Linked DNA regions of Homo sapiens: region 1 is linked to region 2. A link is an interaction called in ENCODE POLR2A ChIA-PET data of the cell type or tissue named here. Cell type or tissue: GM12878. All regions are shown on one strand. Links, peaks and the distances in the headings refer to the core of each region. The heading gives the core; the rest is flanking DNA. Region 1 overlaps ATP6V1E2 (ATPase H+ transporting V1 subunit E2). Region 2 overlaps RHOQ (ras homolog family member Q).

Evidence for each region. Peaks named below come from ENCODE experiments on the same cell type or tissue, not always from the same donor. Only the 100,000 strongest peaks of a DNase experiment are listed, where the experiment ranks them.
Region 1: POLR2A ChIA-PET joins it to region 2 with 11 read pairs; 2 of 35 experiments call an interaction of 5 or more read pairs at or near these places.

Annotation. Positions count from the first base shown.
Region 1 is chr2:46,504,555-46,520,746 of GRCh38, forward strand. It overlaps ATP6V1E2 (ATPase H+ transporting V1 subunit E2), which reads right to left. Exons shown (of 5, transcript NM_001318063.2): 5 at 7,293-8,258. The coding sequence starts at 8,157. The coding sequence ends at 7,477. Among named protein-coding and RNA genes, the nearest start is that of RHOQ, 30 kb to the right of the region's middle. In GM12878, for the core only: no CTCF peak of the experiment used is centred there; no DNase peak of the experiment used is centred there.
Region 2 is chr2:46,569,283-46,579,920 of GRCh38, forward strand. RHOQ (ras homolog family member Q) reads left to right here. Exons shown (of 5, transcript NM_012249.4): 3 at 6,805-6,969; 4 at 7,279-7,374. RHOQ-AS1 (RHOQ antisense RNA 1) reads right to left here. Exons shown (of 2, transcript NR_104182.1): 2 at 1-288. Among named protein-coding and RNA genes, the nearest start is that of RHOQ-AS1, 5.6 kb to the right of the region's middle. RefSeq lists an enhancer at 1,379-1,478. In GM12878, for the core only: no CTCF peak of the experiment used is centred there; a DNase peak (open chromatin) is centred at 5,735; H3K4me3 peaks cover 1,135 bases; H3K27ac peaks cover 1,727 bases.

The DNA of each region.
Region 1 (16,192 bases), core at 4,308-12,307, 62 kb before region 2:
GTGAAGGCTGGGCCTTAACTGTCTTGTTCATTGCAAGGGATGCAGTGCCTGGCAGAGTGTCTGACACTTGGTAACTACTCAATAAATATTTGTCAAATGAATGAATGAATAAGAGGTCTACTGAACTGAATTTAACTGAATGAAAACCCAAGGTTCAATTTCCAAACAAGCAAAGACAAAAATCTTCAAACACTCCCTATCGTTCTCCTTCTACGGGTTGAACCCCAACGCATTTTGTTTCTACTCCCTCCCCTCCCCCTCCTTCCCTCTCTCCTTTCCTTTCTTCCTTCCTTCCAGCCTTTCCCTGGGCCCCTCAAGTCACATCCCTTGTACAGTCACCCACAGGCACCCCTTCTCTGTGGGCCTTCATTTTGACCAAGCCCTGAGGTCACAACACCCTGGGAAGGAGACATGAAGGATTTTCCAAGGACCCAGCTGTGGCCACGCACTTTCTGTCCTCTCTGTCCTGCTGGAAGCCAAAGTTCTTAAGCTTCTGTACAGCAAGTTTTTCATAAAATGAACGATGACAACCTAGTCTTTTCAGGCTTTCTGTTTGCAGTTGCAGGAGGCTTCTTAGCTGGTGATGACCCTGGACTGCTTCCTGGCTTACTCTGGGCTTCAGATTCGGACAAACATTTGGCTCTCAAGGTCACTTCATGCTCTAAACCTTCTGTAATCTCCAGGACATCAATCCACTCAGGTTTGGTAGGAGCTAGGGTGAGTCAAACATCACCCTCTACAGGCTCATCTGCCAGTGATGAAAGCATGTGCTCGGTGCCCCCACTCCAAGGATGTGCTGGAGGGTGTGGGGAGCCGGGCCCAGGGCCTGCCTGGACTGATCCCCTTTTGCTGCATCAGCAATGGGAAGCAGAGTAACTCACCTCCCAATGAAAGGAGTTAAGAAAAGAACCTTTATCTGAGGAATACAAGTCCTTTTAATTATCAGGCCCAGAGAGACACTAAAACGAGACAGCAATCATGTCCTACTCCCCTGCTTTGAGCAATGTGTTCGTCTCTTGAAGCTGCTTGCTATCACCACAGGTAGCTATAGATCAACCTAATAGTGCCTCACCAGACACTGTAACCCACGCTTTATAGCTTAACAATGTATAGCCAATCAAATCAATGTTATTTATGTAAACCAATGAGAATTCCTGACAAACAACTTTATATCAGCCCATACCCCATCCTCTGCTTTTGCCTTTAAAAATCCACTTGTAACTTCAGCTAATCAGAGTGTGTATTTAGGGCAACTTGAATCTATGCTCGCAGGTTGCAATCCTCAAACTTGACTCAAATAAACTCTCTACTTATATTAATTTTGTCTCTGCTTCTACCGTTTAGGTTGACATATTGCCGTTTTGTAAGGCAAGACCACTGGGTAAGCTGTGTGATTGTGCAGGAAAGCACGGGGCGCTAGGAAAGGTGAGGGTTTATCGTGCTTTAGGACCACCCATAGTAAGGTGGGGGTGGGAGGTGAGACTAGAGTCCTTTCCCAGTGCTGTCAGTACCAGGTGTGATTTCAGAGATGAACTTGTGAATTGGAAGGGGTGTCTGGGTGGACTGGGGAGAGCATAGGATGGGGGCAAAGACTTCAGCAATGTCCCTGTGGAGCCTAGGAAGGGGCTGCAGTTGCTCCCTAGAGCTGAGGTGGGGTGTGTGTGGTTGGGCCCAGAGTTGATCTGCTGACCCACTTCTACGGGCCCCATGAGCCCAGGGTCAGAGATGAAGCCCTGCAGCATTTCCTGTTGGTTCCCCTGCCTTCTCTGAGGTCCTGCCACACAATCAAAGCATCCCCTCCATCTCTGGCTCTCCAGGCAGCTCAAGATCAGAACCAAATCCACACTCTCCCTTCACCAAGTTACTCTGCCTACCATCCTCAGGAGGCAGCTGGCCTCCTAGCATGTGGGGCAGGACCTCCCTGCTGTGTGTTCAGCTTCCCCCAGCTCTTCCCCAGCAGGGAGTGAGTCTACAGCAGTCCCATCACCATAAGCAAAGCCTCTGCATCCGTAGCAGACAGCTTCCCTTGCGCCTGGGGAGGAAGTGTTAATGAAGAGAGGTGTGGGGAAGGGTTGTGCCTGTCTGCCGTCGTAACAGTTTGCTCCTTTTGGCTCACGGGACCAAGGAGCTTACACAAGGAGCATGCCTTCTAGAGGGGAGGATGTTAATGCCAATAAAAGATGCATATTAGTGTGTACCATTCACTCAACTAAGAGAATGCGCCCAGTGCAAACCTTTCTAAGGTAAAGACCTCTACAGGGCCGTAGCTGTCGGAGCTCAACAGGATGGTGACAGGTAGCCCACCCCAAAGGTCAAGTCTAGCCTTGATGGCCACATAGACATGAAGGCTAAGATGTGCCTCTCCCATGGCTGAGGCCCCCATGGAGGACACAGACCAGGCCCAGTCCCTCCAGAGCCTCCTGCCTCTGCACCCAGGTCCAAAGCAAAGCCCCTCCCATCTGTTTCCCATGGAGGGATGGGATTCAATAAATCCTCAGGCAAGCCCAGGAGTAACCAACCACTGGACTGAAGTGAGGCAGGGGGCATATCCTGCCTGAATTTCAGGCTGTTCCCATCCACAGTCTTTCCCTGGGAGCAACAGAGGATTTTCTTGTCCAGAAGGATCCTTGGAATACAATGCACCACCTTTCCCCTGACCACCATCTCATATCCTTGCCCATTTTTATGTCCAAATCTATGGACTAGGAAAGGAGAGAGGCTCTGGAGTCCTCCATCCATAACCCAGAGCCAGGCCTGGAGAGAAGAATGTAACAATGATCAACGCTTGTTCAGAACCTACTGTGTTAGGCACTAAAGTAACACAGCAGCAGGGGATGCAAAAAAGAGAAAAGACACAGTCTCTGTCCATAAGGAGCTGTGTCTAAAAAGATGAGACACAGTAGATAAAGTTGCTAACAGTATAGAAAAGTAGTGTGTGAAAAGTCCTCAACGAGAGACACAGTCCCTACGTCCAGAGACTGCGAGAGGCCAAGGCTTTTGTGTTGCTGAAGGGACATGGTGAGGTAAAGGCTGGAACCCACGGGGTTGAGAGGGAGAAGGCTGGGGAGAAAGAGCTAATGTGTGGCAGCTCCAGGAGAGAGAAAAGTTGGAAAATATAGAGATGCTTAAATGCAACTTAGGGGAAAGTTTGTCCCATAGGTACAATGCAACACTCTCCTCAACTTCCCACAAAACCCTTCATAAAACCTACGACTGTCCATTTTTGGGGGAGGTGAATTGATGTTGGGGGCAGCTAACAGATTGAGGGTGGCTCAGGGGGCCAGAGCTAGGGTAGGCCGAGGGGGTTCAGACACTCCAGGGTTACAGCAGGAAGTGGGGGCTGACTTCCCGGAAGGGGAAGGGCTGGGGGCTTGATCAGCTGGGAAGTGGGTGCTTTGCTGGGCCTGGAATGATGGTGAGGAGAGAGGGGGGAAATCTTGGAGCATAGGGAGACTCTCATAAGAAAAAATTGTAAGATGATGTGAAACTAATAGAGCCTCAAGCCTGGACAAATGAAAAAATATATTGGGGTGGGGGAAGGGAGGAGGCATAGGACAGAAGTCACTGATTCTAATCTCTTCCACCTTTGTGTCGTGAAGTTCACCTGCCTCACGAAAGAGCGGGTAGGTTATTTATCACCTCTCACTCAGGCTGATAAATAGCCCCCATGAGAGGTGCCCTACCTCCAGTCTCTCCCCCACATTAATGTGTCCTCCACCTAGAGCGACACTGGAATAATCTTTCTGAAAGTCCAGCTCTCATTGTTTCATTCACTCTTAAAGTCCCTCAATGACCTCCTTATCACTCACCCACCAGAATTAAGTCAAAACTCCTGAGTAGGCCAGGTGTGGTGACTCACGCCTGTAATTCTAACACTTTGAGAGGCCAAGGCTGGAGGACTGTTTGAGCCCAGGAGGTCAAGACCAGCCTGGCCAACATAGTGAGACCCATCTCTACAAAGAATAAAAAAAACTGGCCAGGTGCAGTGGTGCATGCCTGTAGTCCCAGCTACTCAGGACTGGGGACCAAGCCCCCAGCCCATCCCCTTCTGGGAATTTGGCTCCCACTTCCTGCTGTAACCTGCTGAGATGGGAGGATCGCTCGAGCCTAGGAGGTTGAGGTTGCAGTGAGCCAAGATCACACCACTGCACTTCAGTCTGGGCAACAGAACAAGACCTCATCTCAAAAAAAAAAAAAACAAAAAATAACAAAAAACAAAAAAAACCCCACAAAAACAAAAACAAACAAGAAAACCTCCAGAGCAACACCCTGTAATGAGGCCCATCTTTCCACCTTCATCCATGGTCTCTTCCTCCTCACCCCTCACATTCCATCACGCTGAACTACACACAGCTCCTGTAATGCACCCTGCGTTTTCACACCTCAGGGCCTTGGCACATGCTTTCCTTCCTTTGCCTGGAGCGCTTTCCCCAGCTCAACTGCCAAAGCCCAGGAACCCTTCTGTTACCCTCCCTTCCAGCCACTGTCTTCCCACAGGATTGCACATCAGCACTAGGCTGGCACTTGCTACATTGTATCATTATCATGATCATCATCTGTTTATGTGTCTATGACTCCTTAAAGAAAAGAGCCAGATCATATTCTTTTTTGCAGCCCAGCACCCAGCACAGTGCCTGGCTCATCACTGGCATTTGGAAAATGTTCACTGAGGCTGGGCGCGGTGGCTTGCACCTGTAATCCCAGCACTTTGGGAGGCCAAGGCGGGCAGATCATGAGGTCAGGAGTTCGAGACCAGCCTGGCCAACATGGTGAAACCCTGTCTCTACTAAAAATACCAAAATTAGCCAGGTGTTGTGGCACGTGCCTGTAGTCCCAGCTACTCGGGAGGCTGAGGCAGAAGAATCACTTGAACCCATGAGGCGGAGGTTGCAGTGAGCCGAGATCATGCCACTGCACTCCAGCCTGGGCGACACAGCTAGACTCCATCTCAAAAAAAACCAAAAAACAAACAAACAAACAAACAAACAAAAAAAACAATGTTCATTTGAAACTCAAAAGGGCCCACATAGAAGACACCCTGTGGGGAGTCCGTTCAGTTGACAAAGACCCTTCTTTCTCTGGGAACTACCCCAGACACCACATGGACCATAGGTAGACACCTGACCCCAGCTCGGCCAAATAGATTCCCTCCTGGGAAAATGGAATGGACTTCAAGAGAAGCAAGTTTGTTTCTGGAACTATAACATGTCAACTTTGGAATTGTGGGGCATGCATATTCCACCATTTAAACTGGGCAACAGAGAAAGTCACTCGTTAAAGAAAGAAAAATGGCCATATAGAGGATTTCAGATGGCTTTCTGAGTCCCAATTCCAGCCCTCTCCTGAGATCATGAAGGATTCCTATTCTAGGTTCTGTGAGACACCCCAACTTACTAGTAGCCTGTCCCCTACTTTGTGTTTGAGTTTCATGAAGTTTCTGTTCCTTACAGAGTCGTAACCACACAGGCCAACCTTTGCCCTCAGCAGAGCATCTTGGGATTTCTTTTCTTCAAAAAAATTCTATTTTAATAAGTAAAGCAACATCAGGCATGCACTAGACCTTAAATCACACATACATATGCAGAACCTGCTATGTAATCTGCAGAGCCCAGTACAAAATGAAAATGTGAGATCTGGCCAGGCACGGTGGCTTACGCCTGTAATCCCAGCACTTTGGGAGGCCGAGGCTGGTGGATCACCTGAGGTCAGGAGTTCGAGACCTGCCTGGCCAATATAGTGAAACCCCGTCTCTACTAAAAATACAAAATTAGCTGGGTATAGTGGCACGCACCTGTAATCCCAGCTATTCGGGAGGCTGAGGCAGGAGAATCACTTGAACCCAGGAGACGGAGGTTGCAGTGAGCCATGATCGTGCCACTGCACTCCAGCCTGGGCAACAGGAGAGAAACTCCATCTCAAAAAAAAAAAAAAAAAGAAAAAAAAAAAAAGAAGAAGAAGAAAAGTAAAGAAAATGTGAGATCCTTTGTTCAAAAAGCAGGAAAGAAGTGCCATGAATGGCACTAAAAGATAAAGCTTTTTCCTTTCTTCTGTAGTTTTTTCTTGACTTTTCATAGTGTTTATTTGCTGTTTAATGTCTTAAGTGAAGAAAATTTAAATTATTAGCATGAATTCTACCATTCGAAGTTTAAATTATTAGCATGAATTCTACCATTTACTTTTCTATTGTGCAATGCCTATATGCCAAGTCACCAAAATTATACAATCTGTATTTCTTGGCTCCTCCCAGAAGGTGCCTCACACTGGCCAGAAGAGATGCATCCAAGTTCCCCCAGGCACTGAGCTGTCCAAGGGAGGACCCGGCCAGGCACAGAGATACTTTGCAGGCCAAGTGCAGACATTTACAAGCTCCTGAGGGTCCTGCCCTAAGACTCTGGTGCAGCAAGTTCGGCAGTGGTTGGGTCCCCCTTCCCACTAGCCACCACTGTGGGCCTGGGCCAGGATCAGGGAAGATGAGCTGGCATCTCTCCTTCCAGTGGGCTGGCTGCCCTATAGCGGATAGGTAACTCCTAGGGTCTTTAAACCTCTACACCAGGACGGGCTCAGTATCTGGTGTGTAAGAGACTCACCCCTTCCCTCAAGTTGTCTACTGAATATGCTATGGAGCTGCCAGCCTTGGGCAGAGATTTCAGGCCCTGAAACTCCACAGAGCATGAAACCCCATTCTGACCCTCCCTGCAGGTACACCAGGCCCCCACCAGGAGCAGAGGGAAGCAATGCTTACTGGGTGAGGTGGAGGAAGGCTGGGCCTCAGGGCACCAGGGGACTGGGAATTGGTTGGCCAACAACCCATCCCAAGAAGGTGGGTAGGCTTTGGGAGTCAGTACCATGTGTGAGCCAAGGCTCCAAACCCCTGGCACATGCCCCAGGGTTCCATCAAGCATCCCTTACAAAGCATACATCCAAAGTTGAAATTAGGAATTTCAGGGCAGCAAATACAGATCACTAATCCCCAGGTGCGGGGCCCTTCTGAGCTTGGCCCCTGTGTGACTGTGCTGGTTGGATGCACATGAAGTTGGTTCTGGACATGTGAGGAAGATCTCTAGACCTCATTAAATAACATAAATTTGGGTACTGAAGCTGAAACAAAAGAAAAACACACTTCATATGCATATTAAACTAGAGCACCCAGATTCACAGGCGAAGAACACTATTCACATCTCACACATTCACCACCTGAGGCCAAGCTGAAGAGCAGATGTCATCACTCCCCTTATCCCAGACTGCAGAATGGACCAGAAGCTGTGGCATGTATGGATGAATTGGAATTTGAATTCTGAGCATTAATTTGGGCTTTATTTCAAAGTTAACACTTTAGCTATCCAAAGGGTATTTCGTGAAGAAAAACAGAACAGTATCAGAGCATCAAAGAGGAGGAAACACTACTAGTTTCCTTTCCCCAAAAAACTTAAACTTTTATGGTTTAGTGGTTCAACACTAGCTTCACTTCCCAGAGGCTTATATAAAGAACTTTCTGTTGGTGTTAGCACCAAACAAGGCCATTCGTATTTCTGGCATCTTTTGCTTGGCTGAGAGATCCAGTCGGCTTTCCAAGGTATTTGAAACCTTTATTCTCTGATTGCCACTGTAGACCTCCACACCTCCAGCTGCATTCACAGCCAGGTATGCCTCTTTATCAATCTGGACCTCCACATGTTTCTGGGAAATTGTCATGTACTCGGGGATGGCTTTTTGTACAGCAGCCTCCACCAGGAGGAGGTCTTGTGGCCGGCAGCGTACAATCATCACAGGTTCCAGCAGTCGGAGCAGACCCTGGAGCACCAGTTTATCCAGCAGCCCCTGGTAGACCTCTGGGTCCTCCACAATCCTGCTGAGTCTCAGCTTCGCCTCACTGAGCAAATCTGAGATGAGGTCATTTCGGGCTCTCAGGACTTTCAGCCTCGCCTGATTCCTCATGGTGGACATCAGGATTTTCTTCTGCTGCTCTATCTGCTTCTCCTTTTTCTCATAATACTCCATAATCTTCAGTCGTTGGGTTTGCACGAGGCGTCCTTTCTCAATGTTAAACTCTTCCTCAGCCTTGGCATCGATTTCCTCTGCTTTCTCATTGGCTTCCTGCTCAATGAAAGCCATCATGTGCTTAATCTGCTTTTTCACATCGACATCACTCAGGGCCATGGCTGCTCTCAGAGGGGACGGCAGAGAGGGAGCTCGTACACCGTTTGGCTCCTTTGACTTAGGACAATTTCAGGAGTGTCTCTGGAGTTCCACTTTCTCAGCTATACCAGTGAACAAGAGGATGAAAGAGAAAGTCAGAGGCTATAGAGGAGGATTACAGAGACTGTATATATACCCCTCACTTCACAGATGAGGAAATTGAGGTCCAGAGAAGGAACACAATTTATCTAAGGTTATACTCTAGAAGAATGAGACTTGAACCAGGATCTCCAGAATTCTATCCCTGCTACACTCACTCTCATTGTTATCAAATAATAATGAGGTAGTTAGGGCAGACCTAGTCCAGAAGTTCTCTACACAGCAGTGGCCTAAGACTCAGATAGCAAGCCAACAGAATGGAAACACCAAATTAATACATAAATGGAAAGCATATCCACATTTGGGGTCAGGAGGGTTGGGGAAAGTCTTAAGAAACTCATGGTCAGCCAGGATTTAATCCAGCCAGGATTGAATCCTTCCTGGAGGTAGGAGGGTTGTAAGAACCTTCAAACGATACAGAGAAAAAGGAGTACTACTAAGCGGAAAATGGCACCTTGGAGAGATGAGACTTGCTTTGTAACCTAACATGAGATTCATCCTAAAGAATGTTCCATGTGCACTTGAGGAGAATGTGCATTCTGCTGCTGTTGGGTGGAATGTTCTGCATATATGTCTGTAAGCTCCATTTGGTCTATAGCGTTGTTCAAGTTCTCTGTTTCTTTACTGATTTTCTGTCTGCATATTCTATCCATTATCTATTCACTTCCCCGAAGCTTTTATTTAAAAACTTTATGGCTGGGCGCAGTGGCTCACGCCTGTAATCCCAGCACTTTGGGAGGTTGAGACGGGTGGATCACGAGGTCAGGAGATCAAGACCATCCTGGCCAACATGGTGAAACCCCGTCTCTACTAAAATACAAAAAAATTAGCCAGGCTTGGTGGCACGTGTCTGTAGTCCCAGCTACTCAGGGGGCTGAGGCAGGAGAATCGCTTGAACCCAGGAGGCAGAGGTTGCAGTGAGCTGAGATCGCGCCACTGTACTTGAGCCTGATGACACAGCAAGACTCCATTTCAAAAACAACAACAACAACAAAACACGTTATATTCTTTATATAAGCCTAGACTTCCCCATTTCCCTAAAGCTTATATAAGGGAAGGGGAAGAGATTGAAGGTGGTCTTTTTACTAGAAGTGGTTCCAAACCCGGATGTATATCTGAACCACTTGGAGGATCTTTAAGAAATATAGCTTTTAGTGTGGTGACTCATGCCTGTAATCCCAGCACTTTGGGAGGCCGAGGTGGGTGGATCAACTGAGGTCAATAGTTCAAGACCAGCCTGGCCAACATGGTGAAATCCCATCTCTACTAAAAATAAAAAAATTAGCTGGGTGTGGTGGTGGATGCCTGTAATCCCAGCTACTCAGGGGGCTGAGGCAGGAGAATCGCTTGAACCCAGGAGGTGGAGATTCCAGTGAGCTGAACTCGACTATTGCAGTCCAGCTTGGGTGACAAGAGTGAGACTCTGTCTCAAAAAAATAAATAAATAAAAAGAAAAAAGAAAAAAGGAAATACAGCTTTTAAGGCCCCAACCCTACACCTACTGAATCAGAATCTCTGCCAGTAAGGTCTGGGAAGCCATATCTTTAAAAGGTTCCCTGGGATGCTCAACAAGCCCAGGAAAATGATGTATGAACAAAATGAGAATATCAAAAGAGATATAGAAAATATGAAAAAGAACCAAACAAATTTTGGAGCTGAAGAATACAATAACTGAACTGAAAAAATTCACTAGAGGAGTTCAACAGGAAAAGATCAGTGAGCTTGAAGATATAACATTTGAAATTATCCAGTCAAAGGAGCAAAAAGAAAAGAAGAATGAGAAAGAGTAAAGAAAGCCTAAGAGACTTACAGGACATCATCAAGCAGACCAATATATGCATTATGGGAGTCTCAAAAGAAGGCTGGGAAAAAAGGATAGAAAGTTTTTAAAGAAATAATGGCCAAAACTTCTCAAATCTGGGGAGGGAAATGTCTATCCAGATTCAAGAAGTCTAACGGACTCCAACTAAGATAAACCCAAAAAAGTCCTTATCAAGACACATTATAATCAAATTGTCAAAAGTCAAAGACAGAAAGAGAAAAGAGCCATCACATATAAGGGAGCTTCTATAAGACTAACAGTGGATTTCTCAGTAGATATCTTGTAGTACAGGAAAGAGTAAGATGATATATTCAAAGGGCTGAAAAAAAAACCCTGCTAATCAAGAATACTATATTTGGAAAAACTGTCCTACAAAAAGGAAAGAAAACTAAAGATTTTGCTAGATAAACAAAAGCTGAGGAAGTTCATCACCACTAGACCTACCTTACAAGATATACTAAATGGAATCTTTCTATTTGAAACAGAAGGCCACTAGACAGCATATGAAAGTGTAAAGCTCACTAGTAAAGATAAAGATATTGGCAAATACAGAATACTGTAATACTGTAATGGTGATATGTAAATCACTTTTAATTCTGGTATAGAAGTTAAAAGGCAAAAGTATAAAAAGTAACCATAACTATAAAAATATGTTAATGGATACATAATGTAAAAAGATGCAATTTGTGACATAAATAACAATGTTGGGGGGTAAAAAAAGAGTTTTTGCTTGTGATTGAAGTTAATTCATCAGCTTAAAGTAGACAGTTAAAATTATAACATGTTTCATGTTAGCCCACAGTTACTACAAAGAAAATACCTTTGGAAGTTACACAAAAGAAAATGTGAAAAGAATTGAAGTATGTTGCCACCAGGGGTTGGGGGCAGGTATGGGGGAGTCAAACACAAGGAAGATAGCAAGAGAGGAAAAGAGAGACAAAAAGCCGTGAGACAAAAAACAAAAAACAACAGTTAACAAATAGCAACAGTCAGTCTTTCTCTATCAGTAATTACTTTAAATATAAATGGATTAAATGTTCCAATGAAAAGATATAAAGTGGCTGAATGGATTAACAAAAATAAACAAGATCTTACTATTTGCTGTCTACAAGAGACTAATTTTAGAAATTAAGGACACACACAGGCTGAGGGTGAAAGGATGGAAAAATATATTCCATGCAAAAGTAACAAGAGAGGGCAGGGGTGGCCATACTGATGTCAGACAAAATAGACTTTAAGTCAAGAACTGTCACAAGAGACAAAGACATTATATAATGATAAAAGAGTCAATTCACCTGGAAGATAGAACACTTATAAATATATATGTACCCAACATCAGAGCACCCAAATATATGAAGCAAGCATTGACAGAACCAAAGGAAGAAATAGACAGCAATACAATAATAGTAGGAAATTTCAATACCCTACTGTCAAAATGGAGAGAATATCCAGACAGAAAATCAGTAAAAAAGCAGAGAACTTGAACAACACCATAGACCAAATGGACCTTACAGACATATATGCAGAGCCTTCCACCCAACAGCAGCACAATACACATTCTTCTCAAGCACACATGGAACAGTCTTTAGGACAGATCACATGTTAGGTTATAAAACGAATCTCAATAAATTTAAGAAGATTGAAATCACACCAGGTATCTTTTCAACTATATGGAATGAAACCGGAAATCAATAGCTGAAGGAAAATTAGAAAATTCACACATATGTGGAAATCAAGCAACACATTTTTGAACAACCAAGGGTTAAAGAATAAGTCAGGCCGGATGCAATGGCTCATGCCTATAATCCCAACACTTTGGGAGGCTGAAGCAGGAATCGCTTGAACCTGGTAGTGCGAGGCTGTAATAAGCTAATGAGGTGCCAGTGCACTCCAGTCTGGGCAACAGAATGAGACCCTATCTCTAAAAAAAATTTTTAAAAGAATAAGTCAAAAAGAAAACTAGAACATATCTTGAGACCAAATGAAAATGAAACTACAACATACCTAAACTTATGAGATGCAGCAAAAGCAATTCTAAGAGGAAAATTTATAGTAGTAAACTCTATATTAAAAAAAAAAACTCTCAAGTTACCTAACTTTACACCTCAAGGAACTAGAATACTTGTTTACTGAAAAGTATAAAACATTGCTGAAAGAAGTTAAAAACAAATAAATGGAAAGACATCCCATGTTCATATGTTGGAAGAACTAATATTGTTAAAATGTCCATACTAACCAAAATGATCCACAGATTCTGTGCAATCCCTATCAAAATCCTGATGCTGTTTTTTGCAGAAATAGGGTGGGAGAATTCTAAAATTCATATAGAATCACAAAGGACCCCAAATAGCCAAAAACAATCTTGAGAAAGAACAACAAAGCTAAAGGTCTCACATTTCCTGACTTCAACATATACTACGAAGTTAAAGTAATTAAAACAGTATGGTACTGGCATAAAGCTAGATATATAGACCAATGGAAAAGAATGAAGAGCCCAGAAATAAACCCCACATTTACAATCAAATGATCATCAATAAGGGTGCCAAGACTACATAATGGGGGAAAGATAGCCTCTTCAATAAATGGTGTTGGGAAAACTAGATATCCACATGCAAAAGAATGAAATTGGACCCTTATTTTAAGCATACACAAAAATCAACTAAAAATTGATTGAAGACTTAAATGTAAGGCCTGAAACGATAAAATTCCTAGAAAGAAACAAACGGGAAAAGCTTCATAACACTGGTCTTGCCAATGATTTCTTGGATATGACAGAGAAAGCACAGACAACAAAAGCAAAAATAGACAAATGAGATTGCATAAAATTTAAAAGCATCTATGCAGCAAATCAAACAATCCACAGAGTGAAAAGGTCACCAATGGAGTGGGAAAAATATCTGCAAACCGTATATCTCATAAGAAGTTAATATCCAGAATACATAAGGAACTTTTACAACTCAAAGCAAAAGCAACAACAACAACAAACTTGATTTTAAAATGGGCAAAACACCTGAGTAGACATTTCTCTAAAGAAGACATACAAAGGCCAACAGGCATAGGAAAACATCATGTGCTCAACATCAATCATCAAGTAAATGCAAAGCAAAAGCACAATGAGATATCACTTTACTCCTGACAGGATGGTCATTATTTTTTAAAAAAAGAAGAAAGAAAAAGAAAATAACAAGTGTTGGCAAGGATGTGCAGAAACTGGAACTCCTGTGCACTGGGTTGGTGGGAATGTAAAATGATGCAGCTGCTATGGAACACAGTATGGTGGTTATTCAACAAGTTAAAAATGGAATTACCATGTAATCCAGCAATCCCACTTCTGTTCAAAAGAACTGAAAATAGAATCTTGAAGAAATGTTTGCACACCAATGTTCAGGGAAGCATTATTCAAAATAGCCAAGAGGTAGAAACAATCTACAAGCTTACTGATGGATGGATAAAAACAGTGTGGTGTATACATAAAATGGAATATTATAAAGCCTTAAAAAGGAAGAAAATCCTGTCACATGTTACAACATAGATGGACTTTGAGGACATAATTCTAAGTAAAATAAGCCCATGATAGAAGATTAAATACTGCATGATTCCACTTATGGGATATCTAAAGTAGTCAAACTCATGGAACCAGGAAATATTAACAGAATGACACTTTCCAGGGGTGGGGGTAGGGGAAATGGGGTTCTGTTCAATGGGTGTAGTTTTCGTGATGCAAGATGAAAAAGTTCTAGAGACCTGCTGTACAGTAACGTACATACAGTTAACAGTACTGTACCATACTCTTAAACATTTGTTACACACACACACACAACACACACACACACACACACACACACACACACACAAATGCTATCCCAGAAACCCGTACCACTTCCCAAGCTTGGTGGAAAAACCACCCAGTGTTTGTGACAAAGACCAAGCCCTTGGGTTCAATCTTACAAAATGTCATTAGAAGTCAGAAAGAAAATTTATTTGGGCCATCCACTCCTCATTACTTTAGGATGTACTTTTAAAAAAAACCTGCATTTTGTAACTACAGCAAAAGCATTTTCTGCTCCTAAATAAGACAAGTCAATTTTGTGTGTGTGTGTGTGTGTGTGTGTGTGTGTGTGTGTGTGTGTGTGTGTGTGTTTTAAGGCTCCCCGGGTAACCGTGATGCTGACCAGCTTTAGGAACCACTGTCAATGAAAGCAGACATAGTACAAGGTCTAGGAAGCCCCAGGTTACGTGTATATAGGAAGAAATATATCAGGTGAAGCCTTACCAGTCCCCTGCCAGGGGCCTGCCTTTGCTCTGGCGTTGGGAGTCTGCACACAGAATGTGGAACTTGGAACGCACGCTGGAACCTGGCACTGTTGCTTCCTTCTTTGTACAGATGACCCTTGCAGTCTGACCAGGCAGCTTGAATCCAAAGAGCCAGGCTGTCACTGGGGAAGGCTGGCCAAGTCTGCCAAGAGGAGGCTAAAAGGGATTTCCTTGGCACCCGGGGCCATGACGGGGGTTATCCTTGCACACTCAGAATCTCAGTTAAGTTGGCACATGGTAGCCTTTAGCTCTGGGGCGGGCTCACCTTAACAGGTATGCATGGTGACCCAGGCAGCCAGTTTGCTAATTTACTAATGAAAAATACAGCTGTCATGTTGGCGGATCATGGTCTCCTTTCCCTCTATGTGAGTTGCACGTGAAGCCAAATCTGAAGGTTGTTTAATAAGAAACCAGCACAAGCAAAATTCACCAGATGGTCTTTAAGAGAGCCACACCCACAACAGGGGATGCTGTGTTCCAGCTCATGAGGGAGGGCATCCTCTTCATGCCCAGACAGGGCCTAATGGGCATCACCAGCTTCCACGGTGTCGGCGTGGACTCTGCAGTCAGACTGACGGAATTCAGATCCTGGTTCTGCACTTACCATTTGTACGACTTTGGCAAAGCAGTATACCCCTCAAGCCCTCAGTTTCTTCATCTGTATAATAAAAATAATAGCAGCTACATCATTGGATTATTGTAAGGATTAAATGAAAGAAGTGAGACGTTTAACACAATGTTAGGCATGGTTAATCTTCATGTCTGGTAGTTATTATTATCATCATGACCACTACTACTATTATTGTCCTCGTCTCCTCTGATTTAGGCCTCACTCTTCATCATAGTTGTTCTGTGTGTACAGGATACCTATGAATGATTAGGTTTCCACTCACTAAAGTGGAAACATATTCTAGTCTTGCCTGTTTGTAATAAACTTAGCAGCCCTGCCTGGAGTTGGTGACCCTCCTCTCCACAACACTTCATGGTACCTTTGCCCACAGTCTCAGGTGACCAGTCATATCCTTTGTGATGGTGGTGGAAGCTCCTGAATCCCAGGATTCTGAACTGGGGATGAGGTGGAAGTCATCTCACAGCCTGTCACACATCCTTGTGCCTGAATCTGCATCCTGAGTTCTTGTGTCCCCTCCCTGCACTCCCACTTCTAAATAGCTCATTAGTGCTGGGACATGAAGGCAGCTGCAGGGCAGGGCAGGGTTAAAAGGCAGGGATTGAGCAAGTCCCTCTGCAGGAAAGCGTGTGCCCATGTAATGTGTCTAGCAGATGTAACTTCTCGTCTGTCTGGGATGGAGATTATGAGCCCACATGGGCCTGTGACTTGAGCAAAACAACAAAACAAACCAAGAAATGTGAAACGCACATGCCTGTCCTTATACGAGGGCTCAGACACTTCTACCCTGCTGAAGCAGGTGGATGCTCTAAGTGGCACCCACTCCGCCTGTGCTGGGGACAGCAGAAGGGGCCCTCCAAGCCAGACTCGGCTCTCGTGAACCCTTCACGACTGGGGCCTCCCCGCTAAAACAGCCTCATTCCCACTTAACAGCTTTGGCTCATGCTGTTGTCTTGGCTATAATGCTTCCCTCCACTTAATAAATCCTGCCCATATATTCAGGCCCAGTTTAAGCCCCACCACTCCTTGATCTCTGGACTCCTCCTCCAAATGACAGCATGGTCTGTTTTCCAGATACAATTCAGAGCTGGATTCGGTGTTTGTTTTTCCAGTTATTTTTGCTTCCTCTAGGA
Region 2 (10,638 bases), core at 1,896-9,895:
GGTGGTCAGCTTAGATAAAATGGAATCCTAAAACTTGATTTTTATCCCGTAGTGTGAACCTCCTCCCACATTAAATCTGCTAGTAGGGCTGCTCACAAGGGTAAGAAGTGTTAGTTTGAGTGTTTTTCATCATGTGACGTGGCGGTCTTCTAGTTCAGGGCCCTGCTTTTAGAGATGAGGAAGTGCCAGTTCGTCACAACACAGTTAGATAATGACAAGGCCAGTCCTCTAGCTGGTTTCTTTATGCTCCACCAGATGTAAATTTTCTCTCCGTTTCCTCCAGCCAACCTAAACAGGAGTTACAATCAGTCAGGTGGCCAAAAGGAAAGCACAATGGAAAAGAAGCCCAAGATCTAGTTCTCTAGCTCCTAAATAATTGGTATATTAATTAGGAGGCTGACTTATTATAAATCAAAACATATGAAGATGACAGTAGCTAAAAGTAAGAAGCTAAACCTTTAATTTCAAGAATTCTTTTACTAAGCGCTAATCAGGCCAGTGACATATAAATACCATTTCACAACTGAACTGAAAATTAAAAAAGAAAAGAAAACACCAGATGTTTGCAAAGTTTTTGAAAAACAGTGACCTCTTAAGAATTTATAGCACCTAAAAAAACCTTTCTCTTCCCCAAAATTTTCTTTAGTCCAAGAGTGCTGGGAGGTAGTAGGAAGTGGTAGGCAAATTCAGTAAACTCATCACTGGTGAGTTTTGAACCAAACTTACCAAAGTGTTTTCAAAAAGGACCCAACCCAGCTTCCTTGAAAAACAGAGTTATTTTTAAAGAGGTAAAAACTGATATTTTCATTTCACAAAGTTAAATATAAAATGAACTCAAAAGTGTCAAAATGACTGCACAATAGAAATGAGGTTTCAGGCCAGGCGTGGTGGCTCATGCCTGTAATCCCAGCACTTTGGGAGGCCAAGGGAGGCGGATCACAGGGTCAAGAGATTGAGACCCTCCTGGCTAACACGGTGAACACCCGTTTCTACTAAAAATACAAAAAATTAGCCAGCCATGGTGGCAGGCACCTGTAATCCCAGCTACTCAGGAGGCAGAGGCATGAGAATTGCTTGAATCCGGGAGGCAGAGGTGGCAGTGAGCCGAGATTGTGCTATTGCACTCTAGTCTGGGCTATAAGAGTGAGACTTCATCTCAAAAAATAAAAAAAAAAAAAGAAATGAGGTTTCATAGGCTACTCTGACCAAGCATTACCATAGACATGTTGTGATATATAAGTTAGATGTAGGAGAAAACAGTTGCATTCTCAGAAGCTGGCTTCATGACATGTGTCCTCTGGACTTCTGTGTAGCACCCTTTGAAGGGTGGAGGGTTTCAAGAGCTCGATGCCTGTTTTGGACTTCTCGCTAGAAACAGATGTTGTAGATGAAGATTACTACTGTGTGCCTTGGAAGTGACACAGAGAATTGCTACTGCACAGACCACAAAGCCACCACTTTTCAGGGATATTCTTACTTAGTTGTCATATGTTTTATGTCTCTCTTCACGTAGTCAGAAGCTGCTTTAGATTTGGGAAGGCTGGGGCTTATCTGTTACCCCTTGTTCTAGGTTGTTTCTCATTCTAGGTTGTTACAGAGGAAAACTCTAGTAGGTTTTGATAAATGACTATTTCTTACATCAAAGTACTATCCTGCATTATTTGGGATTGTAATACATTCCTATAGTACTTTATGGTCTTCAAAGCATTTGTCACTGATAAGTCTCCCGTTTTTCAGACAGAGAAACTAAGGCCCTAAGGAATAAGGGACTGGACTAAAGTCGCATTCCTAGCATGTTGGATACGTTCAAGTTCTCTCCATTCTGTAAGGACCAACTCAAGTGCCTCTTCCAAGAGGTCTTTTCTTAGTGTCCCCTCATTACTACTTTTTATATTTACCACATTCTAACTTGTAATATCATGTTCACATACATCTTATCTACCTTACCATGAACTTCCTAAGATCGAAAGCTGTTATGCATTTGTGTGTATCTCCTCACCTATCAGAATTGTTCTTCTTGGGTGCTAACCTGATGCACGTTCCCACACCAGCCTGCAGTTTCCTCTTCTAGGCTGTGGCTTGGAGGTCTGCAAGGCGCTGGAGTGGTGTCCAGGCACATTGTGGGCACTGCTGCACATTCAAGTGCATTGCCTTATTTTTAACATATAGATACTTAATGAGAGAGCTTTGTAAATGTTTATAAGGTGTTTTACAAATAGATGTTATTTGAATCTCATCCTTCCCTCCTTTATTTATTGCAGTTAGCACTGTTCTGGGCACATAGTAGGTGCTTAGTAATGTTTGTTAAGCATTTCTATATTCACTTGCTCCAGCTTACACTTTTATTCCCTCCTATTGTTGTATATGACTGTCTTTTTATATGTTTATATCTTGAATTCCCAACTAAACTGCAAGCTCCAGAGGGCTATAGTCTCAATAAATCTTTGCTGATTGCTTTTAAATAATACATGATAGCATACCAGCTAACAAAGCATGGCACAAGGTAAATCGTCCAATGTGAGTGTTTTTATTTAAGAAATGTTTTGGATATGTATTTTAAAATAGACATACACATCCCAAAAACATATATTTTAAACAGAGATCACTAAGGTAGGAGGGAACACCCAGGTCCACATGAAGGGGACAAAGAATAGTGCAGAAGTAAGGCTCATGGGCACTGCTGGCTGAGCTGCACACAGAAAGGGGTCTCCAGCTGATGGCCATTGGCTACATTTCTCTGTGGCATTGGAAGAGCTTTTGTTTCCTCTCAGAGCGCATTTCTTTAGTTTTTTGTTTGCAGATTCTTATCAGGTGGTAAGTGTGTGTTTTTTTTTTTTTTTTTTTTTTTTTTTGAGACAGGGTCTCACTCTGTCACCCAGGCATGTTCATGGCTCACTGCAGGCCCAACCTCTTGAGCTCAACTGATCCACCCACCTGAGCCTCCTGAGTAGCTGGGACTGCAGGCATGTGCCACCATGCCCAGCTAATTTTTGTATTTTTAGTAGAGACAGGATTTCACCACATTGGGAAGACTGGTCTTGAACTCCTGGACTCAAGCAATCTCCCCACCTCGGCCTCCCAAAGTGCTGGGATTACAGGTGTGAGCCACCGCACCTGGCCATGTGTGATATTTTTAAAGTAAGGTTGTCATTATCACATATCGAGGACTCTTCAACAAGGGACAGCCTGAACACTAAGCTGCCAGAACACACTTAAAAACTTGATACTTCTGGTACTTAGCCAATTGGTAAGAAGCTAAAGAGTCTGCCATGCAGTCCAACAGCCATGCTGACTAAACTCACCAGTTCTTTCATTGTTTTGATGTTGAACAGCTGTCTTTAATACACTTTTCTGTACTCCTGAGAATGTTCTAGTTACCATGCTGAAATGTTTAAATACCTACATTTTAAAATTAGAACTAAAATATAATGGGTTTGTTAATTAGGAGGACACTGGAGAGTTGGCTGTGAGAAGTTGTGACTTTGATAAGTCGATCTTTTAAAAGTAAGGGCAGTTGCTCTACATTTGACTTCTTTGTGTTCTCAAATTTAAAATATATGGCTGAAGATGAAAGATTCTGCACACCTCCACTTATTCATTCCCAAATCCCACATTTCATATTAAATTCACACAGGATACTATGTGATGCATATGAACCATTTTATATGATGCAGGGTACAGTATGCACAGGGGATAATTTATTTTCTAAATTTGCTATTATTAGACTTCTAATTACTCAGCTGGATAGAAGCAGAAAGGTCTCATTCTTGTACTAACTGCCGATTTTTTTTTTTTTTTTGAGACGGAGTTTAGCTCTGTTGCCCAGGCTGTAGTGCAGTGGTACAATCTCTGCTCACTGCAGCCTCCACCTCCTGGGTTCAAGTGATTCTCCTGCCTCAGCCTTCCGAATAGCTGGGATTACAGGTGTGCACCACCACGGCCAGATAATTTTTGTATTTTTAGTAGAGATGGTGTTTCACCACATTGGCCAGGCTGATCTTGGACTCCTGACCTCAAGAGTCCCACCTCGGCCTCCCAAAGTGCTGGGATTACAGGTGTGGGCCATCATGCCCGGCCACTAACTGCCAATTATTTAGCCAGAGATGACAGGCAGAAGGAATTCATTTTAGATTGTTCAGACTTAAGAAGTAACATTTCTTTCCAAGGAGGTCTAAACATATGTGTGTTTTATTTTTTAATAGCCCCAGTTCTTCACATTTTAATTAATCAAACAAAACCTGCAATTTAAGAAATATCTAGAAATGATTGGTCCAATTGTCCTCCTTTGTGCTCACGTCTCTCATGGAGGAAAGTCAGGATTCACTGTGGTTATGAAAGGAATCTGTACAATATATTTACCTTCTGTAAAATACTTGGATTAATATTGTTAAGCATCTCTAGGGAACATGGCATTCAATTAGTTTTTATTTCTTGTCATCTCTCACTAGAGAAAGAGCGCACACTTCTGTTTCCCTGAGGAGGTAAACTTGCTTGAAAAGTAAAATTTCCATTAAAATCTCTAATTTGGCTTTCTTAAATATAAATCTATTTTTGTTACATTTTAAATAGTCTTAAGGCTAAGTGACTAATGAGTACAGTAATAATATATCATTCTCTTTTATTCATCTGAAAATTATACTGTCTCGAGAGACCTGAGTTTTGTGTGTTTTGATTTTATTTCTTACTAAAAGACTTCTCTGTGATTGGAGGGAGCTGCAAAGCTGAGGCAAGTGTGGGACTCAGGGGACCCTGCGTGGATTTGCAGAGGAATAAGAGACTTGGTTTCCCATGGGATAGAGAATTTATGTTTAAGCATTGAAAGAGTTCTTCGATGTGCGAGGTGTTATGCGGAGTGCTTTAGTTGCACTATTTCATTTATTCCTCATAATCCTAAGGGATAGTATCCCCATTCCTATTTCTGTGAAAATTGGAAATCTAAATATGGATGAGGAGTGCTTTTTAATGAGAACACCCCATTTCCCGGCCATGACAACTGCATGTTTGCTCAGAAGTGTGGAGTTGCTGGGTGGGATGCTAAGATGACATACTGTTTCTTTTTTTTTTTTTTCTTTTATGGACTTGCAGTTTGAAACAGGCAGTAGAGCCCAGAAAGTACATATAAGGCACTCAATTGTACTGTTTAACACAAGCTGATTTTTAAAAAGTTAAATTTTCAAGAAGTCTTCCTCTAGTAACTGTCTGGGGGTATAACGTGTTTCATACCCACCCTATTTGATCTCTTCATTGTGAATTTCTTAACACCAGGGCACTGCTTTAATCAAAACCATTTAGAGGCGTTCACTTTAAAAAATAAAAGTTGCAGAAGATTGGGGGTGGCATTTCCCCTGTCGTCATGTGATAGCGAACACCTGAGAAATCTTTTAATGCCCACAGCTCTAGATTATAGGTGTGCCCTTCAAAAGCATCACAGAAAAACAAAAGGGTTACCCACCAGTCAAGGGTTTGGGACATTAACATGCTTTAGTTGAAAGTTATATTATGAAAAATGTCAGAAAAATGCATGAAAGGAAAATTGTTCCATGAGGGAAATACTACTGCTGAAACTCCAAGTGGAAGATGATGTTTTTAATATTCCCTTAGTTCCACATTTGTGTAGTTCTGTAGTGAAACGAGTCATTTAAGAGGGGAGGTGGCCCAGGCTAAAAATAAAGTTTCTTTGAAACCAGATGAGAGTCTAGCTATGCCAAAAATGGAATCCGGACTCTGTTCACTCTCGAGAATGTAAATAAGTAGAATTTTGTGTCACATAAAATAGTCTATGCAAAAAAGGATATTCACTGCCTTTTGTGATAGAGACTAAAATAACCATCAGGAGTATAGCTGTTCTGGGGACTCTGAAGCAACAGTGTAAAATGATATGGTAGTCTAACGTATTCTGATTTAGAAAGATGTCCAAGACAAAGAAAGTGCAGAACAACAAGTACTGCATGATTTCATTTTATGTACAGATGTATGAATATGTGCAGTTACTGGTATATTCATGCATAGAAAAAGAACTGGAAGAATAAACATGAAAATATTAAGTAGAGGGAATGAAAGTTGGAGAGTAAAGGAGGATTTTGGTGGGTTTACTGTGTATGTTTCTCTTTAAATCTTCACACACACACACACACACACACACACACACACACACACACACAATTAATAAAACTATAGAAACAAGGAAAGCAAAGCTTGAAGGTCTCAGTGAAGCTGTATAGTGGTTAAGAGTATAGACTCTGGAGTAAAAACTGCCAGGATTTGAATCTCAGCTCCTTGACTTACTGGCTACACATCCTTACGCAAGTAATTTAACTTCTGTGCTTCAGTTTACTCAAATGAAAGTCAGGATTAAGGGTACTTGTGTCATATTGTTGTTACAAGGATTAAATAAGTAATCCATGAGAGAGCATATAGACTAGTGCCTGACACATAGTAAATATTTAGCATGTATTAATTATTATAAATTATAATACTTAGGCAATGTCTAGCTATATTCAATTCTTTGTGCAAACTTTTTAGTTAAAAATGTTTTTAGTGACAGCGTTAGTGATCATAATGTATTTTTCCAAAGTTTTCATTGTCATTGTTAATGATATTGTCATTTTTTTTTACCTCATGGGTGTTCAGAACTTCACAAAGAAGAATAACAAAAACAGAGTTATCTGATTTTACTTAGAGTGCCATACATTCCACTAGTGGAGTACTCCTGAATTTGCATCTTTGACCATGTAATCTAATGTACATATTACTAGTAAACAATAGAAATGTAAATACATAATGAGGCTTTTCTTTGTTCCTCAGGAAGACTATGACCGTCTGAGGCCTTTATCTTACCCAATGACCGATGTCTTCCTTATATGCTTCTCGGTGGTAAATCCAGCCTCATTTCAAAATGTGAAAGAGGAGTGGGTACCGGAACTTAAGGAATACGCACCAAATGTACCCTTTTTATTAATAGGAACTCAGGTATGTCTGGTTTGATTTTCTGCATTTTAGAATAAGCTCTTTGGTCTGTCGTAGAGGCTGCTCTCAGACAAACAGTCCCAAAGCTGAGCAAATGATGTAAGTGTTTAATCTCAGCTGCAAGTTAATGAGTTCTATCATATTTTTGGAAAAAATTGTGCCAAAAGAAAGCAATTATTTTCCTGGTTTTTAAAAATTAAGTTCTTTTGTTTAATCTTTTTTTGGTATGTGGGAATTAAGTGGGATTACATGCTTTGATTTTTCTTTAAAGATTTGTAATATTATGGGACATTATTGACCTTTCTTAATTAGATTGATCTCCGAGATGACCCCAAAACTTTAGCAAGACTGAATGATATGAAAGAAAAACCTATATGTGTGGAACAAGGACAGAAACTAGCAAAAGAGGTAATGGAACACTCACAGAATTTAAGCATGAATGTAAAAGATGCTAAGATAACAATAGAAGCTAATTTTATTGTGTATTTACTGTGTGCCAGGTGGAGTGCTTTACATGCATTATCTCATTTAATCCTTGCATGAACTCAGTGAGGTAGGTCTGTTTCCCCTGTTACACAGAAGAGACAGTGGAGGCTGGGAGATGTCAGATAATTCGCCCAAGATCCTGCAGGTAATAAATGGCAGAGTTGGGTTTCAGTCCAAAGCCTGACTCCTGGGCCGAGACTCTTACACCTTTGCTACATTGCCAGTGATATTTTCCTAAAAAGTCACATATGGAAAAAAGCATCGGAAACACGTGTCACTACTTTCAACCCTTCTTCATTACTTAAACAGTTGCACTGTGCCAAATCAGCTCTGTCTTAAGACTCATTGAGTTAGACAGTGGAGCCACCTAGGATGACAGTTTAAATTTGTGGTTAAAACCAAAAAATGATGACTAGGTTTGAAAAGAAATGTGTTGAAATTTCTCCAATCTTTTTATGAAAAGAGGATAGAAAATACAAAAATTCTAAAAATATATGTAACAGTGATGCATGCAATACCTTGTAGCTTATCTTCCTTCGTGCCCCAAAGATAGGTTTACTTTTTCCCCTTTTTTCCCATTTGGCCTTAACATTATTGGATTCTATTTTTTAAATGTTGTGATTTCAATAGGACTTTTGTGGAAACAGAATCCATATATGGTCTTTTTTTTTTTTTTTTTTTTTGAGACGGAGTCCCACTCTGTGGCCCAGGTTGGAGTGCAGTGACGGGATCTCAGCTCACTGCAAGCTCTGCCTCCCGTGTTCATGCCATTCTCCTGCCTCAGCCTCCCAAGTAGCTGGGACTACAGGTGCCTGCCACCACACCCGGCTATTTTTTTTTTTTTTTTTTTTTTTTCATTTTTAGTGGAGATGGGGTTTTACCATGTTAGCCAGGATGGTCTCGACCTCCTGGCCTCATGATCTGCCCACCTCATCCTCCCAAAGTGCTAGGATTACAGGCATGAGCCACCGCGCCCGGCCCATATATAGTCTTTTAAAATGTAGTATCAGGAGGCAAAAGAAAGCAAGAAAACTTTCTGGAGGACAGTTTTTCCTAAAGCAAAAAATAAATGGCTTTACTAACAAATCACTTCAGAAATTCCATGTATTCAGTTTTGTAATCTTGGGGAGAGAAGGAATTTCTAAATGTCATAAAGATAAAAGCCATAAATGAAAATATTAATGATTTCACTGCATAAAAACTTAATACCACATCAAATGCCAGAAATAAAATGAAAAGTCATATAACCTGAGATGGATGGCAGAAAAATGGGTTAACATCCTTAGTATACAGGAACCTCTTGCATATGAGTTAATCAGAAGCAGCCACAGATACCAATAGAAAAATGGGCTAACAATGAAAAATTCACCCCCCAAAATGCAGATTGCCATTGAAGATAGGAAATATGTTCAAACTTATTAGTAGTCAAATGTAAGCTCAATTTGCACCTATAGAATTGGCAAAAAATGAGAAATTAATTATAATACCCGTGTAGTAAAATGGACACTCTGTTGTACTATTGGTCATTGAATCAAAGCAGTCTTGACAGTATGCAAAATCCTTAAAATCATGGACACTTTTGATCAAGCAATTCCATATGTAAGAGTTTATCCTAAGCAAATCATTAGGATGTTGGTCAAAGTGTACAGTGTTAGGAGGAATACATTTTTTGAGATAACACTGCACAACATGGTAACTACAGTTAATAATGGTGGTGCTGGGCACGGTGGCTCACACCTGTAATCCCCGCACCTTGGAAGGCTGAGGTGGGTGGATCGTTTGAGCCCAGGAATTCGAGACCAGCCTGGGCAACATGGTGAAACCCCATCTCTACCAAAAAAAAAAAAAAAAAAAAAAAAAAAAAAAAAAAAATTAGCTGAGCATGATGGTGCATACCTGTAGTCCCAGCTACTTGGGGGGCTGAGGAAGGAGGATCACTTGAGCCCAGGAGGTGGAGGTTGCAGTGAGCCGAGATAGTGCCATTGCACTCCAGCCTGGATGACAGAGTGAGACCCTGTCTCAAAATAAATGAATAAATAAATAATGGTGGACTGCGTATTTCCAAATTGCTAAAAGAGTAAATTTTAAATGTTCTCACCACACAAAATGATAAGTATTTAAGGTGATAGATGTTAATTATGTTGATTTAATCATTTCACTCGTGTGTGTGTGTGTATATGTATATATAGAGAGAAAATATTGCTTTGTACCTTATATAAAATTATAATTTGTCCATTTATAATATTTAATAATAAAAGTAAATTATTAGGGACGTACTTAGAGCTACAAAGATGCTGAATTGTTTATAATGGCAAAAATTCCCTGCATCTATTAAAACTTCATACTATCTGTTAAGATTTCATATTTATTATGTAGCTAAAGGGAAAAAAGTAGTTGCAAAACAGTATGATCTCATTTCTAGACTCATCAGCATTTGGCACAGTTGCGTCCTTCCTGAAACTTTCTTCAGTTGGACTCTCTTGGTTTTTCTCCCCTCTCATTGGACTCTGCTCCATCTCTTTACCTCCTTGGTCCCTGGTTGGAGGGCCCCAGTGATGAGCACTCAGCTTTGTGGATGTCTTCTTCTATAGCTACACTCCCTAGGCCTAAATGAGCTTCTGTCAGTCTTGTAGCTTGCACAGTCTACAACCAAAGATTCCTGGATTTCCATCTCCAGCCTGGACCTCTTTCCTAAATTCTCAATTTGGTTATCCAGCTGTTTACTCAACAAGTCCATCTACATGGCTGAGTATCTCAAAATTAACATGTCTAAGATATGATTCTTCTTTTACCCTCCAAGCCTGTCCTCCCAGTTACTCAGGTCAGAAGCCCTCAGCTGGGTGCAGTGGCTCACACCTGTAATCCCAGCACTTTGGGAGCCCGAGGCGGGCAGAATTACCTGAGGTTGGGAGTTGGAGACCACCCTGACCAACATGGAGAAACCCCATCTCTACTAATACAAAATTAGCTGGGTGTGGTGGCACATGCCTGTAATCCCAGCTAGTCAGGAATCTGAGGCAGAACCGCTTGAACCCAGAAGGCAGAGGTTGTGATGAGCCAAGATCGAACCATAGTACTCCAGCCTGGGCAACAAGAGTGAAACTGTCTCAAAAAAAAAAAAAAGCCCTGAAGTCGTACTTGACCTTGCTCTTTCTCCCATACCACACATCTAGCCTTCGGCACAAC